Linked DNA regions of Homo sapiens: all the other regions are linked to region 4. Evidence: chromatin contacts called from ENCODE Hi-C data. All regions are on one chromosome and are shown on one strand. The core of a region is the stretch at or near the end of the contact, and the rest is flanking DNA. Distances in the headings are between cores, read along the strand shown.

Region 1 (2,700 bases), core at 13-2,512, 690 kb before region 4:
GTATTTAGATTTTTCCACTTATTTTGTGAATTTATGTATTTGATATTTGAACATAATTTTTTTTACCAGATTGTTTTAATTTTGCCTTAATATTTTATTTTCTTTTGTCAGTTTTAACCATATTGTATAAATTATACAAGATAAATTCATTTTTCTAGCAAGATGTATTTTACAAAGATATGAACTAAAAAATAGAATTCATTTGGATGGAAACTTTCTTGACAGCACCCTGTGTGAAAACACTAATCAAAGACATCTGAGGTTGTTTTGTTTACTCAGATGTCAAAAAGTTTTTTCTCTCTCATCTTGCTTATTTTAAACTTTGTCTTCCTTTTCTCATTCGAAATAATGATTTTTAAAAGGCTATTCCTTTTCTGAATCTCCTGTATTCTCCAACCTATAAATAAAATCCTTCGACTCCTTTTGAAGTAGCAGTGATTCAAGCCTTATACTTAAACCAGGTGTATTGTTTTTATATTTATTGGTAATATATTACTTCATGGCATCCAAATGGATAAAGAGAATTTTGTTCACAGAATGTCCATACTAGAGGGAAATCTACTCACCATTGATCTTCCTCACAGATATCTTGAGAAAGAAAATATAGCTTTTATTCCTCTGTTTCTGAAGTACATGGAAACTATAGCAAGGAATTTAAGGTCATATTATATCACTTATTAAATGTATTAGGATTTATTAGTTGTACCCATCTAGCATGATTTTCAGTAAGAGGAGAAACTTCCATGTGGAGACTCAATAATAGATTTAAAATACCTGAGTCAGGTATTACACTTCTCTCAAAGATTTAAGGCATCCTTGAAAAAGAGTCTAAATGCAATAAGTTAGTGTAATATAACCAGTCTGCTGTGGAACACTTTCACCATGTCAGATCTCCCAGTAACAGGTTTTCTGAACTTGGGCTAGTGACAAGCTTACCTAGGCCTCAGTTTCTTCATTTGTAAAATGAAATGATTTGGTTCCATGAGGAGGCTGTAGATAAGCACAAGGTGCTACTCCTGGTTAGAATCTCAAAGAGAGTCAACATTAGAATGTTGATCTGAAAAAGCTGATATAGGAAGAATATTCTTCAGTTATGACATAGACTCCACCATTTATACAGGTTGGAGGGAAAAAATACTTTCTCATTTTCATGATTACAGCTGCTGGTTTCATTTCCTCCTTTGTAGGAACCCCCTGTTTTTACGTACAGGAAGGATGCTTGAAATAGAAGTGAAAGCAGAAACTCCAGGCAATATAGGAAACACCAAGTGAATGTATATGCCTGCAAGGGGACCTAGCTCTTTATCATTCTGAGTAATTTGGAAGGAAAGGTATTTAACAATGTCTGCTTCCTCAAACAATACCTTCCTTAGGTGAATGTACTGCCTAAAAGGTATTAAACATCTGAGTCCAAATTTCAAAGTAGAATTTCCCAAGGAATTTTCTTATAATAGAAATAAATGTTGTCACCTACTATCAGAGGTCAATTGAAATTTTTTGTTATAAATTCCTATCAACTTACTATTAGTAATTAAATAATTAGGGGCCTTTGAGTAGAAAGGCTGTCAAATGAGACTGGCAATACAGATGGCTTGTAAAGAGAACAGAGTCACCAAATACTTCTTAATGAGTAGCTAGTTCAAGGCAATCCAAAGCACCTCTCTATTTTGCCAAGCATGTTTTTGGTATGGTTATGGACATGGTGCTCCTGCAAAGACATTGCCCCAAATTCGGCATCTTTCTACATGGTTGCTTATGCTTCAAGCTGTTTAATAGCCACAGAGCCCTCCAAGGCTGGGCCTAGATTAGCATTTTTGAATCTTTTTTGATTATAACCCACAAAAGAAATGCATCCTAAACCATGATCCAGGACTCCCATATGTGAATGTATGCTTGTACGTATATCTACGCCAGTCAGAACGGTGATTTTTAAAAAGTCAAGAAACGACAGATGGTGGCAAGGTTGTGGAGAAGTATGAGCACTTTTACACTGTTGGTGGGAATGTAACTTAGTTAAACCATTGTGGAAGATGGTGTGGCTATTCCTCAAAGATCTGGAACCAGAAATATCATTTGAACCAACAATTCCATTATTGGGTATATACCCAAAGAAATATAAATCATTCTATTAAGAAGATATATGCATGTGTAAGTTCATTGCAGCACTATTCACAATAGCAAAGACATGGAATCAATAGAAATGCCTATCAATATACTGGATAAGGAAAATGTGATACATATACACCATGGAATACTATGCAGCCGTAAAATAGAATGAGATCATGTCCTTTACAGGGAGGGACATGGATGAAGCTGGAAGCCGTTATCCTCAGCAAACTAACACAGCAACAGAGAACCAAACATGGCATGTTCTCACTCATAAGTGGGAGCTGAACAATAAGAACACATGGACACAGGGAGGGAAACAACACACACTGGGGCCTGTTGGGGGTGGGGTTGGGGGAGGGAGAGCATTAGGAAAAATAGCTAATGCATGCTGGGCTTAAAACCTAGATGACGGGTTGATAGGTGCAGCAGACTTCCATGGCACATGTTTACCTATGTAACAAACCTGTACATCCTGCACATGTACTCCAGAACTAAAAATATAAATTAAAAGAAAAAAAAACAAAGCACATCCAGAAAGAGTGTCAGGAAATGATACTCTTACCAGATAGGATGAGATTTCCTGTTTTAGCG
Region 2 (2,700 bases), core at 103-2,602, 820 kb after region 4:
GAAAATCCCCTCAAATGATTCCAGTGTACAGCCAGGGTGGAGAACCACAGTGCATATATAGAGCTTTATGTGAGTGACCCCTGGACTGAGTGTGAGGAATTCTCACATCACTGTGTAGAATCACGGTGTTCACATACAACAGATGCTCAACAGATGAGTGTAGACTCATTGACTGAAATCCTGAAAGAGCTTTGAAATCTGGAAAGTTAAGACAATGTGCATTGGAAAGTTCAAGTACTGTACAGACACATCGTAGAAAGAAAAAGTAGGAGATACTGAAAATAAAATTATGCCTTCATTGTTAGTTGGTCAATTCAGGATTCCCTGCAGACTGTTTTATGACACCATGATTTCAGTCTATCTTTATTTTAGTTATAATGCCTTGCATACCTTCCACATCCAAAGTGTTTCAGAGAAAAGCTACTGATATGGCACAGTGCATGGCAGTTGTGGTGGCTATTTTCCCTTCCCTTCCTCACTCCTCTCCTCTTCTCCCCTCTCCTTCCCTTCCCTGCCCTTCTCAGCAAAGAAATTAGGGAGATACAAATAGAGCTGAAAGTGCTAATTTCATACATTAAAAAATTAGCCAAGCCTGGGCATAGTGGCTGAAGTCTGTAATTCCAGCACTTTGTAAAGTCAAGATGAGAGGCTTGCCTGAGGCCAGGAGTTCAAGACCATCCTGAGCAGTATAGTGAGACCACATCTCTATAGAAAATTTAAAAGTAGCCTGGTATAATGGTATATGCCTGTAGTCTCAGCTACTTGGGAGACTGAGGTGGGAGGGTTGCATGAGTCCAGGGGTTTGAAGTTGCAGTGAGCTATGATTGTGCCAGTGCACTCCAGCCTGGGTGACAGAGTGAAACTCTGTCTCCAATATATATGAAGCCTCTAAATGAAAGCGAGGAAAACACCATATATATATATATGGTGTTTGTGTGCCTCCTCTCTTTCTCTTTTTCCCTCCAGTTGATAATGGAATTTGGTCCCCCAATTCTCAATTAAAGAAAACCAGGGCTTTAATATAACATTTTGTTTGTTCAATTCCTGTCTCTTTCAAAAAAGTATTTGAGGCTGCATAGAAATTAATAGTGTTGCAGAAAATTAATAAAATATAAAAAGAAGAGTGCTAAAATTTTGGAAAAGGGGATGAAACACTATGATAACCACATGAACTTAACAGAATTTTGTGAATGAGTAAGAAATTTACTGTGGGCTTCCCCAGTAGTCAGGACAAGAAATAAGTTTGCATGGTTGTCAAGTGCAGAAAAGAGGAAGTACATAGCAACTACTTGGGGGTGACAAAGAAACTTCTGCTTTGAAATGTTATAGGGGACGATGCGTGTCATGACAGCAGCATCCTTGACAACTGCTTCACAACAAATACAAAGTAGTTTCAATATTGCTGTTCCCTGTAGTTGAAGACATAACTTGAAAGCCAAACTCAGTGAAGCTGATCTTCTAAGATGTTGAATTCAAGGAGTTGAACTTATCTTTATAACATAACCTTTCTTTCTTCTTGTTCTTAAAATTTTAGTCATTTTCGCTTTCATTTAGAGGCTTTTTTTTTTAACATTACAGTGGGGATGAATGATTTCTGTTTTTAACCTACCACATTATTTTGCTTTTTCACCGTTAACTGTTTACCAATTGAAAAACTTAATATTTATTTTCAGTTGCTTGGGATTCTTCAAGGGTCTGAGATCTGTCTGCCCTGTCTTGTTTTGGCCTTTGTTTCCCCTAAAGTGATACCTTGTTGATTGATAAGAGGCTGACAGACTTCAGGTAGTTACCCTGAAGGGAGTACAAGGCCAGGACTCACATGTGTTTTTCTTGGCTATGGAAAAGGAGCACTTTCCTCTTAGGATCATGCAGCTGCAAAAGTAATGATGGGATTGAGTGGAGCTTGGAATCTTATGGTGCAGGTATAGGTACAGATAGAAAAACCGCAAACTGCTGTCTCTCTTCCAGTGTAATAAGCTAGCAGATACCTGACTGTACAAAAAAAAACCTTGAATCCACGTTTGGGAAGTTCCTTTAGCTTAAAGTCTTGTGCTGGTGTTGTCTGGGACTCAGCAGCAATGGTGAGCTGATTTGAACTGAATGGAGAAGGCTGTCTTATGCAAAATCTGTTTGTGTAAACTTGCATTTCACTTGTTGGCAGCAAACACTAATGCTCAAAGACACACTGCCACTCATTTCTGAAAAGCACCAAATATTTGACTTTTATCTGCATTCAGACACAATCAGTTTCAAGTTGTTTCTGTAGCTATCAAACGTAAATATTTTAGATACAACAAGCTTATGAATTACATAACTTATGCTATCATCCTTGGAATTATAATTTTTTTATGATATATTGAAAAATTTATTGAACACTTACTTTGCAAATGACATTATAATAAGTACAGAGCAGGGGAATACAGCATAAATAAAAGACATGGTAATAGCCTAATGTAAACTTTCAGTGTAGTTGAAAAGTGAATATTTAAATTAAATTAGTTAAATTATTAGAAAGTTGAATGTTTTTAGGAGAGAACTTTTTTTTATTATGGTAAAACATGAATATGAGTATGACTAGAAAGCTTGGGGTGACTCAGAATAAGAGTGTAATGAACTTAAAGAATGGTTCAGAATAGGTAGACTTTAAACCAAATATTTAAAAAGACAATTAGCAAGAGTTAATAGAGATGAGTGAACCAG
Region 3 (2,700 bases), core at 145-2,644, 620 kb before region 4:
TTTAATGTTTCTCCAGCCTTCCTATGACTGGAGTAACCAGGTGATCCCTCTCCTTCACATTTTCCATAGGCTCTCAAGGCCAAGTAATAGAAGTAAAGTAGTAGAAAAATGAGTCATTCAGTCAAAACATGTGAATGAGAATTTGTCTTCACTTCTACTTCTGACTGGCTACTTGATTTTGAGCAAGTTACTTAACCTACCTAGGTTTCCTTTTGCTCTTCTGTAGGAGTGAGACTCCATGAAGCATGTTCTGGAATCAGCTTTTTCCCCCCTCTGCCCTATCTGTTTATATCTGTGTCATAATTGCAGTAACAGTAGTACAACTTTCATTTATACTTTCCAAAGTCTTTTACATTTATTGTGTTATTTGGCCACTATATCAACATTGTGAGGTATCCCAAGTTAGGCACTCCACCTCCAGATAAAGAAATTGAGAGCTAAGCCAGAGAAAGAATGTTTGACTTGTCAAGGTCACAGAGACCCTAGAACCCATATATTTCACTGTGGTAGGTCAGGCTTTTATGGTGCATCTATCGTATGCATTGCACTGGACAAAGTGCTAATGATAACAGTCCCATACTTTTTTGTAATAGAATCCATGCACAAAGATAAGTGATAACCCAAAGTAGTAGATGCTAAGAGGCAAATGAGCAAACCACAGTTACTTTTTATCTTATTGATTTGCCTGTGAAAAAATAATTCCGCCGGGCGCGGTGGCTCGCGCCTGTAATCCCAGCACTTTGGGAGGCCGAGGTGGGCGGATCACAAGGTCAGGAGACTGAGACCATCCTGGCTAACACGGTGAAACCCTGTCTCTACTAAAAATACAAAAAATTAGCCGGGTGTAGCCGGGTGTGGTGGCGGACGCCTGTAGTCCCAGCTACTCGGGAGGCTGAGGCAGGAGAATGGCATGAACCTGGGAGGCGGAGCTTGCAGTGAGCTGAGATCGGGCCACTGCACTCCAGCCTGGGCGACAGAGCGAGACTCCGTCTCAAATAATAATAATAATAATAATAATAATAATAATAATAATAATAATTCCTTATTTTCTTAGATGAAATTTTCTCCATCATTGTGTGAGATAGCGTTTCCCTCTCTTGGATTCCATGGAGAGCTTGATGGGAGAAAAAGATTAATTTTACTTTGACACCATTACTTCAGTATCATGTAAGCACATGCCTTGGTTTGGATATCTTTCAACAGTGGTCTGTTTGGCTTTAAATAGTGCATGTTTAAGTGTAATCTAAAACTTTGTAATTCTGTAAAGCAACAAAAATCAATATTGAAAATTATCATGAGAAGGTTTTTTTTCTGAGTTTTTTCCCTGAGTCTATTTTTAGGACTAAGTATATGAGAAGTATGCAGAGTTTCAGTTTCATTTTTAGCGAAACTGGTAAGTAATAGAATTGATTCTGAAACTCCACAGCAAGAATAAGGGATATAAGACTGTCTGGGATACTTTCTACTTAAAAACATGCATTTCCCATGGCTTTTGATAGGGATTTTCCAAAATTTTTAGATTTTTGAATATGTGCTATATTTATGCTGTTCAAACACAATAAAATATGACAAACTGTCTTGTGAAAAGTTTCCTTCCTGTTTCTCCCACCCACTGTCTTACACCCACCAAGTTCCCATCCCCTCCCCTAAATAGCTAACTACTTACCAGTTCCTTATTTATCTGACCCCAATTTTTCATGTATAAAATATTACAGTACAAATATATATTCCTTCTTGTTTCCTTTTATAAACAAAGAAACAAACAAACAAACGAACAAAAACAGGGTCTTGTTCTGCCTCCCAGAGTAAGACCTGTGCTCAAGTGATTCTCCTACCTTAGCCTCCTGAGTAGCTGGGACTACAGGCATGCACCACCACATCCAGTTAATTTTTTAAAACATTTTTTTCTTACTATGTTGCCCAGGCTGCTCTCTAACTCCTGGTCTCAAGTGATCCTCCTGCTTCAGCCTCCCACAATGTTGGGATTACAGATGTGAGTCATCATACCTGGTCTCCCTCTTTTATATATATTGTAGGATACTCTACATAATGATTCTATATATTTTTTCACTAAACAATATATTAGCATTCCATATCAATACGTAGTGTCCCTGTGGTTTCCTATTATACTGCAAAGTGTTTGATTCTGTTATTACATTTTATTTATTAAATAAATACAATTTATTCATCGAATTCACTAATGATGGATAGTTGCTTCTAATCTTTTCTCATAATGGAATGAGTAATGTTCTTTATGTGATATTTCACATAATGAGTGGAAGGTATCTATACAATAATTTTCCTTAGTTGGTATTATTTGATCAAAACATATATGCATTCGTATTCCTCCACTATGGTAGATTTTCTTATGAGTTAAAGGAAATCTTATGAGTTAAAGGAAAAGATCTCAGAATTAGTTTTAATTTACAATTTTGCTATTGTGAGTGAGAGTGACCCTTTTTTATCAGTATAAAAGCCTTTTCAGGTACAAACTGTATGTTTATGTCTTTTTCTGATTTTCTATTGGATTATTAGTGATTTTCACTTAGTAACAGTACAGTAAATAAGTGTATATTCATCATTTCCTAAATTTGCTCTGGTTATCTTTTTTTTTTTCAAGAAGATACTCATTCTTGACTCCTTTTTATTTGAAGCTACAGGTGTAGAATTGTGGCAATCACGTATGAGTCATACACCTTT
Region 4 (2,700 bases), core at 190-2,689:
AGAGGTGCTCTTTTAAAGAAAAGGACAGTAAAGAGACACAAGCAATGTAATTTTTATACATTGAATGATGATTCACACAAGTAGCTATAATACATTTTGGACATACTTAAGAAAATTTAAATATGAGCTAAACATTAGATGACAGTAGAAAATAATTATGAATTTTTATCTAAAATAATGGTGATGTTATGTAGGAGGATGTCCTTATACTCATGAGACGCAAGATGAAATATTTTAAGGTGAAATCTGTAAGCTACTTTCAAATAGTACAAACATAGACACAAATAAACACACACCAAAATACCAAAAGAGAATTGAAGCAAGTTTGGAAAAATGTTAACAATTGTTTTGTCTAGGTTGTGAGTATATTAGCCTTCATTGTACTATTCTTTGAACTTTTCCAAAACTTAAAAAAAATTAATAATAAAAAGTTGAAAAAGTTGCACAAAAATTTGAATGTATTTAATGTCACTCAACTGTACACTTTAAACGGTTAAACTGAAATTTTATGTTGTGTATTTTTGACCAAAAATTTTAAAAAGTTGGAAAAAATCTTATGTAGAGTAATCCTGTCTTAACCACAGTCAGTGTCAATAAACTAGAGGTTTTGTGAGATCTCTAATTATTCACTTAAGGTTTATCCAGAGACACAATCTTCAAGGAAACACATTCTAGACAACTAAAGAAACTACCAAGTGATTGCTCTGGGATTCTGACTTTTTCTTTTAAAGCAATGGACCAAACTGTGCATGAATAATTTCTGTCATTAGATGACACAGACAGATACTCTAGTAAGGATTCAGTAGGAATTGTTAGTCCTAGTTTATGGGTTATATGCACAGTATATGGCTTTTGGGATCTCTGCTCTATTTCTGAATTTTCCATGAGAGACAGTACTTAATATTTAGCTTGGAATAAAGAGAAGCTAAAATGAGTTAAGTATTGGAAAATTAAATTTATCTGTAAAAGAATTCCAAGTAGATATTACAAAATTTTTTTGAACCACAGTTCAGAGGATATGAGTAGATTCTAAAAGTATCCTGGGACATAACTGAGGTTCAACAAGTCAGGGCCAATGTTTCCCTAAAGACTTTTAGGCTGAAACCACAATTACAGGTCACTTTTAATTCTGTTCAGAGCTCTTCCACACACAAAGCTGTGGGGACACTATAATTCTTACTCACAGTGACTGAAAATGAAAGCCTGGTTAAGTACAAAGGGGTGTTTTCTGCCAAGCTCAATGAAAGAAGGAAGTGGCAAGGGTGGGTACAGGATGGCCAAAATTTCCTAGTCTTAACTGTGGACAGCAGGATTGCTTAAAGTTCTGAAAAATATTCCTAAATTAGGTCTTGTCACAGGAGACACACTTCTGACAAAAAAAAATATGACCTGGGAAGGATTGGGATATGGATTTGAGGTCAAAAGTGACATCTTTACATGTCAAAGTCTTAAATGGAATAATGTACTGAATTAAAAAAAATAATGGCAGTGATCTCTGTTTGGTCCTGGATTTCTGGTTGTACATATGTATGTGTCTGTATATAACTTTGGTTAAGCCAGCTAACACTTTAATGATACAGGTTTTTTAAGTGTTAAAATGTGAAAAAGGTCTTGTATTAGTCCATTATTATATTGCTATAAGGAAACACCCAAGACTGGGAAGTTTATAAAGAAAAGAGGTCTAATTAACTTACAGTTCCACATGGCTGGGGAGGCCTCAGGAAACTTACAATCATGGCAGAAGGCACCTCTTCCCAGGAAAGCAGGAGAGAGAATGAGTGCCAGCAGGGGAAATGCCAGTTGCTTATAAAACCATCAGATCTTGTGAGAACTCACTCACTATCCTGAGAACAGTATGGAGAAAACTGCCCCCATGATTCAATTACCTTCCATCAGGTCCCTCCCGTGACATGTGAGGATTATATGGATTACAATTCAAGATGAGATTTGGGTGGTGACACAGCCAAACCATATCAGGTCCCTAACCTATAAGGTTGTTGTAAAGAGAAAATGAAATATTATATATAATATAATATTTATAAATGTAATATATAATATTTATATATAATATGTAATATATAAATTATTTAGTACAGTGCTTTAGTTATTAATTAGTACTATGCACAGTAAGTGCTCAGTTAACATCATCATTGTTTTTAAATCATCATCATAATCATCTCAGACTGACGCAGTTCAACCTTGTAACCACGGTATGGAACAACCTGAGGGAGACCAAGGGCTGAAATAAACTCACACGTAGTGGGTGAGCAAAGAATATCATGACTAGGCTAACAGAAAATATGACCTCTAGAATCTAAGATAGCAGTTTAAACCAGAAGTCACAAACTCAAATGCCTAAAAGAAGCTAGCAGGTACTATGCATGAGTAACTCAAGGGTGATGGTGGTATCACTATATGTGGTTAGTGAAGTCTGTGTTAATCTAGTAAAAATATGCCCCATCTGAGGAAGCAGCTGCAGTTTAATTCTGGATGACAGTTGAGATGAGAGATCTTTTTTTTTTTTTTTTTTGAGACAGAGTTTCACTCTTTTTGCCCAGGCTGGAGTGCAATGGCGCGATCTTGGCTCACCGCAACCTCCGCCTCCCAGGTTCAAGCGATTCTCCTGCCTCAGCCTCCCAAGTAGCTGGGATTACAGGCACCTGCCACCATGGCCAGCTAATTTTTTTTTGTATTTTTAGT
Region 5 (2,700 bases), core at 67-2,566, 740 kb after region 4:
CAGCTTGCTCTTTCCCCAGGCCTGAGTCTCATTCTACATGGAGAGTACTAACTAGTATGACATTCATGGCCTCTTCCCATGGTGACATTCATGATCCTCTTCCTTACTCCTCATTACAGAAGAAAGAGTGACTTCTTTAAAAGCTGAGTTTGGAAGGAGGAACTAGGAAGGTGTATTTTAGTCCTCACATCTCTTATTTCTTTTGCGATCTAGCTGCACAGAGAAGTTTGGTTCCTCCTGGCATAAGTTTTACAGGGCAAACCTTCCACTTCGGGATGCTTACGGTAGCCAGTTTTTCTGTGACTGAATGAGTAAATATGAGAAAAGGCCCTAACCTGTGGGGCATTCAAAGTAATAAAAGGGATATTTAAATTTCTGTCTGCTTGATTCTTCTTAATTAGTCCAAAATGAGGCTATGAAAGAGGGTGCTGTTTATTACTCCCATCCCAACATTGTTGTACCTTTAAACCATAAGAACATAGCTTAAAATTTACAAGGCTTTTCTGATTTGAATGTAGTTACTCACAAATGACGACTATTGTGATGTTATGTAACTTCTCGTCATGAATATAGTTCCCCTTCCACAATTTTATATCTAGAGTTAGATTTGCATTTTTTTTTTTTACCACAACAAGCACATATTTTCACAACTTTGGCAGAACTGTGTTATACTTTCCATCATTCTATGATTTCAGCTCCTTACAATATCATTCTTAATGGGTGAACACTGTTTTTCTTTTATTTGTTAATGGCGTTCATGATACCCATGGTTATCATTGCTAAATGCTATTATGATAATTTGTCATTTTTTTCAGGTGGTAAAATGTACTGTTTAATGAGAAGTGTGTTGTTCAATCTGATATACAGATACTGTATTAATTTGGGTTTCCTTAGGCAGAATCTGAGACATAACTTTGAATTATGTCAGTTTATTTGGTAGTGGTGGGGAGGAATCATGGCTTAAAATGAGGAGAATGAGGCAAGAAATGATGGAAAGTTGGTAAGTGATGTATTATTGTGTTGGTATGTACAACTGGAGCTTGATCCTACTGGGGATCCTCTCAGGAGCCATGTAAAATGCACTCACAATTATCACTCCAAAGGACCAGGAGACTGGGAGGACAGGGGACAGGGTCCTTTTTCTATTGACTCTCCTCAATTGGTGGAGGGTTAACTTCCCCCAACTTCTGGGCTGCCTCCTGTGGCAGCATAATGAAGAAAGGTGGGGTGGCAAGAGCAGAAGTTTGAGACAGGTAAAGATGCCTGCAGCTTGCACAAGATCTGTCTTTCCACCACAGCTGCAGCTGAAACCCTCATGTGAACTGACAGGATGTGGTACAAGGCTTACAAAGCATCTGCTCCAAGTATGATTCAGAAAATATTAAAAAGAAGAAAAACATTTGCCACATTCATCCCATCAATATGTGGCTTAACTGTTGGCTTGGTATAACTAAACAATCATTTGCAATGCTTTCAAATTCCAGAACTGTCAGATATATCTGTATGTCTGTATTTTTGTTTTAATCTATATCTATTTTTAGATATCTAATTTATTTTAATCTATTTATCTATGTATCTATATATGTATGTATGTGTCTACTACCTATCCATCTCTCCACCGATCCGGTCAAAATTTTCTTTATATTGCACTGACTTTGAGGGCAGTCCCCAGGGAGGAAACTGAATGTGAAAACTTAAGTTATTTAGGGGTGGATATTAACAAGAACCTCTTTCTTGGAGGCCAGTCAGAATTTGGATGGGATGAGGAACTTAAGCTCTAGAAAAAAAAGTTGTAATTTGTAGGCCAGATTCTCTAAGTCCAGGTTTTTCTGTGCATATTTTTGTTTTGTTATCCTCTGGCATTAAATAAAATCTTGTTGAAATGTTCTAGTTTGTTCTCTATTGTGCTCATGGATATTAAGTAAAAGATTTGATATTCACAACTGGTTCTTAATTTTAAGAGACCATAGCACTTACATGATCTGTTGTGGTAGTAGTTTAAGAGTAAAGGAATCTACAAGAGGAATCTCAAATTCACTACTGTGGAGATTGTCCCTTTTTTGTCTTTTGTTGAGAAAGGTAGCAATTTTCTACAGGGTCTCAATGTGGAAAGTTAAAGGTCTCTTTAAATATTGTTTCACCTTCTACAACAGTTGATTTAGTTCATCCATTTTCTAAATCACATTAATTCAAAACTGTGTTATACACTGAAATAATACATGTAAGGTTTAATTCTTCCCCATAAATTGTTTTATTTTAGTGATCTATTGAATAATTTAGTATCAGGGATGGGTTCAGAAGCTGCTTTTATTAACATTTTCATAAACTGTGGAAAAGAAAATGTTCACATTGAAGTTCCCAAGTTTGCCAGTGACCTTAAGCTCTTCTGGTTAATGAAAATGCCAAGCTGATGGAAATAAACTGCAGAAAGACTTCACGAAGCTACGTTCATGGACGGAAAATTGATATATGAGTCACAAAAGGGACAAAGATAAAATAATGAGCCAATGCACTTAGAAAAAAAATAATCCAAACTATACCGGCAGAGTAATGGTCTTGGAGTTATCTATTACAGCACAGGGATCATTGTGAACTCTTCTATGAGGACAGGGAGGAGTTCATTAAAGGCTGATGGAATTCTGACAATCACAAGAAAGGGAAAGGAAACAAAATAGAACACAATGTCCTCTTACAGAAAAT

Evidence for each region. Hi-C counts contacts between places; a loop is a spot of excess contacts on that map. Pooled maps may share reads with other maps.
Region 1: a map with no recorded cell type shows a loop between it and region 4 (18-fold over the local background). The contact joins two enhancer-like sites. A Hi-C loop is called at or near these places in 3 of 37 single-sample maps with no recorded cell type and 4 of 50 pooled maps.
Region 2: a map with no recorded cell type shows a loop between it and region 4 (15-fold over the local background). The contact joins two enhancer-like sites. A Hi-C loop is called at or near these places in 7 of 37 single-sample maps with no recorded cell type and 5 of 50 pooled maps.
Region 3: a loop to region 4 is called in a map with no recorded cell type, with 9 times the contacts of the local background. The contact joins two enhancer-like sites. A Hi-C loop is called at or near these places in 4 of 37 single-sample maps with no recorded cell type and 2 of 50 pooled maps.
Region 5: a loop to region 4 is called in a pooled map, with 5 times the contacts of the local background. The contact joins two enhancer-like sites. A Hi-C loop is called at or near these places in 2 of 37 single-sample maps with no recorded cell type and 3 of 50 pooled maps.

The regions. Positions count from the first base shown.
Region 1 is chr4:81,560,818-81,563,517 of GRCh38, reverse strand. No RefSeq gene overlaps it. Among named protein-coding and RNA genes, the nearest start is that of RASGEF1B, 90 kb to the right of the region's middle. RefSeq lists an enhancer at 814-983. Within about 2 kb of position 1,262, at least 6 of the 41 ENCODE cell types and tissues checked have a DNase peak (open chromatin) inside an H3K27ac peak, as active enhancers do.
Region 2 is chr4:80,057,548-80,060,247 of GRCh38, reverse strand. The region is part of intron 3 of ANTXR2 (ANTXR cell adhesion molecule 2); the gene reads left to right. Among named protein-coding and RNA genes, the nearest start is that of ANTXR2, 14 kb to the left of the region's middle. Within about 2 kb of position 1,352, at least 7 of the 41 ENCODE cell types and tissues checked have a DNase peak (open chromatin) inside an H3K27ac peak, as active enhancers do.
Region 3 is chr4:81,493,010-81,495,709 of GRCh38, reverse strand. No RefSeq gene overlaps it. Among named protein-coding and RNA genes, the nearest start is that of RASGEF1B, 22 kb to the right of the region's middle. RefSeq lists an enhancer at 887-2,086. Within about 2 kb of position 1,394, at least 6 of the 41 ENCODE cell types and tissues checked have a DNase peak (open chromatin) inside an H3K27ac peak, as active enhancers do.
Region 4 is chr4:80,875,495-80,878,194 of GRCh38, reverse strand. The region is part of intron 4 of CFAP299 (cilia and flagella associated protein 299); the gene reads right to left. Among named protein-coding and RNA genes, the nearest start is that of BMP3, 150 kb to the left of the region's middle. Within about 2 kb of position 1,439, at least 3 of the 41 ENCODE cell types and tissues checked have a DNase peak (open chromatin) inside an H3K27ac peak, as active enhancers do.
Region 5 is chr4:80,137,732-80,140,431 of GRCh38, reverse strand. No RefSeq gene overlaps it. Among named protein-coding and RNA genes, the nearest start is that of PRDM8-AS1, 58 kb to the left of the region's middle. Within about 2 kb of position 1,316, at least 5 of the 41 ENCODE cell types and tissues checked have a DNase peak (open chromatin) inside an H3K27ac peak, as active enhancers do.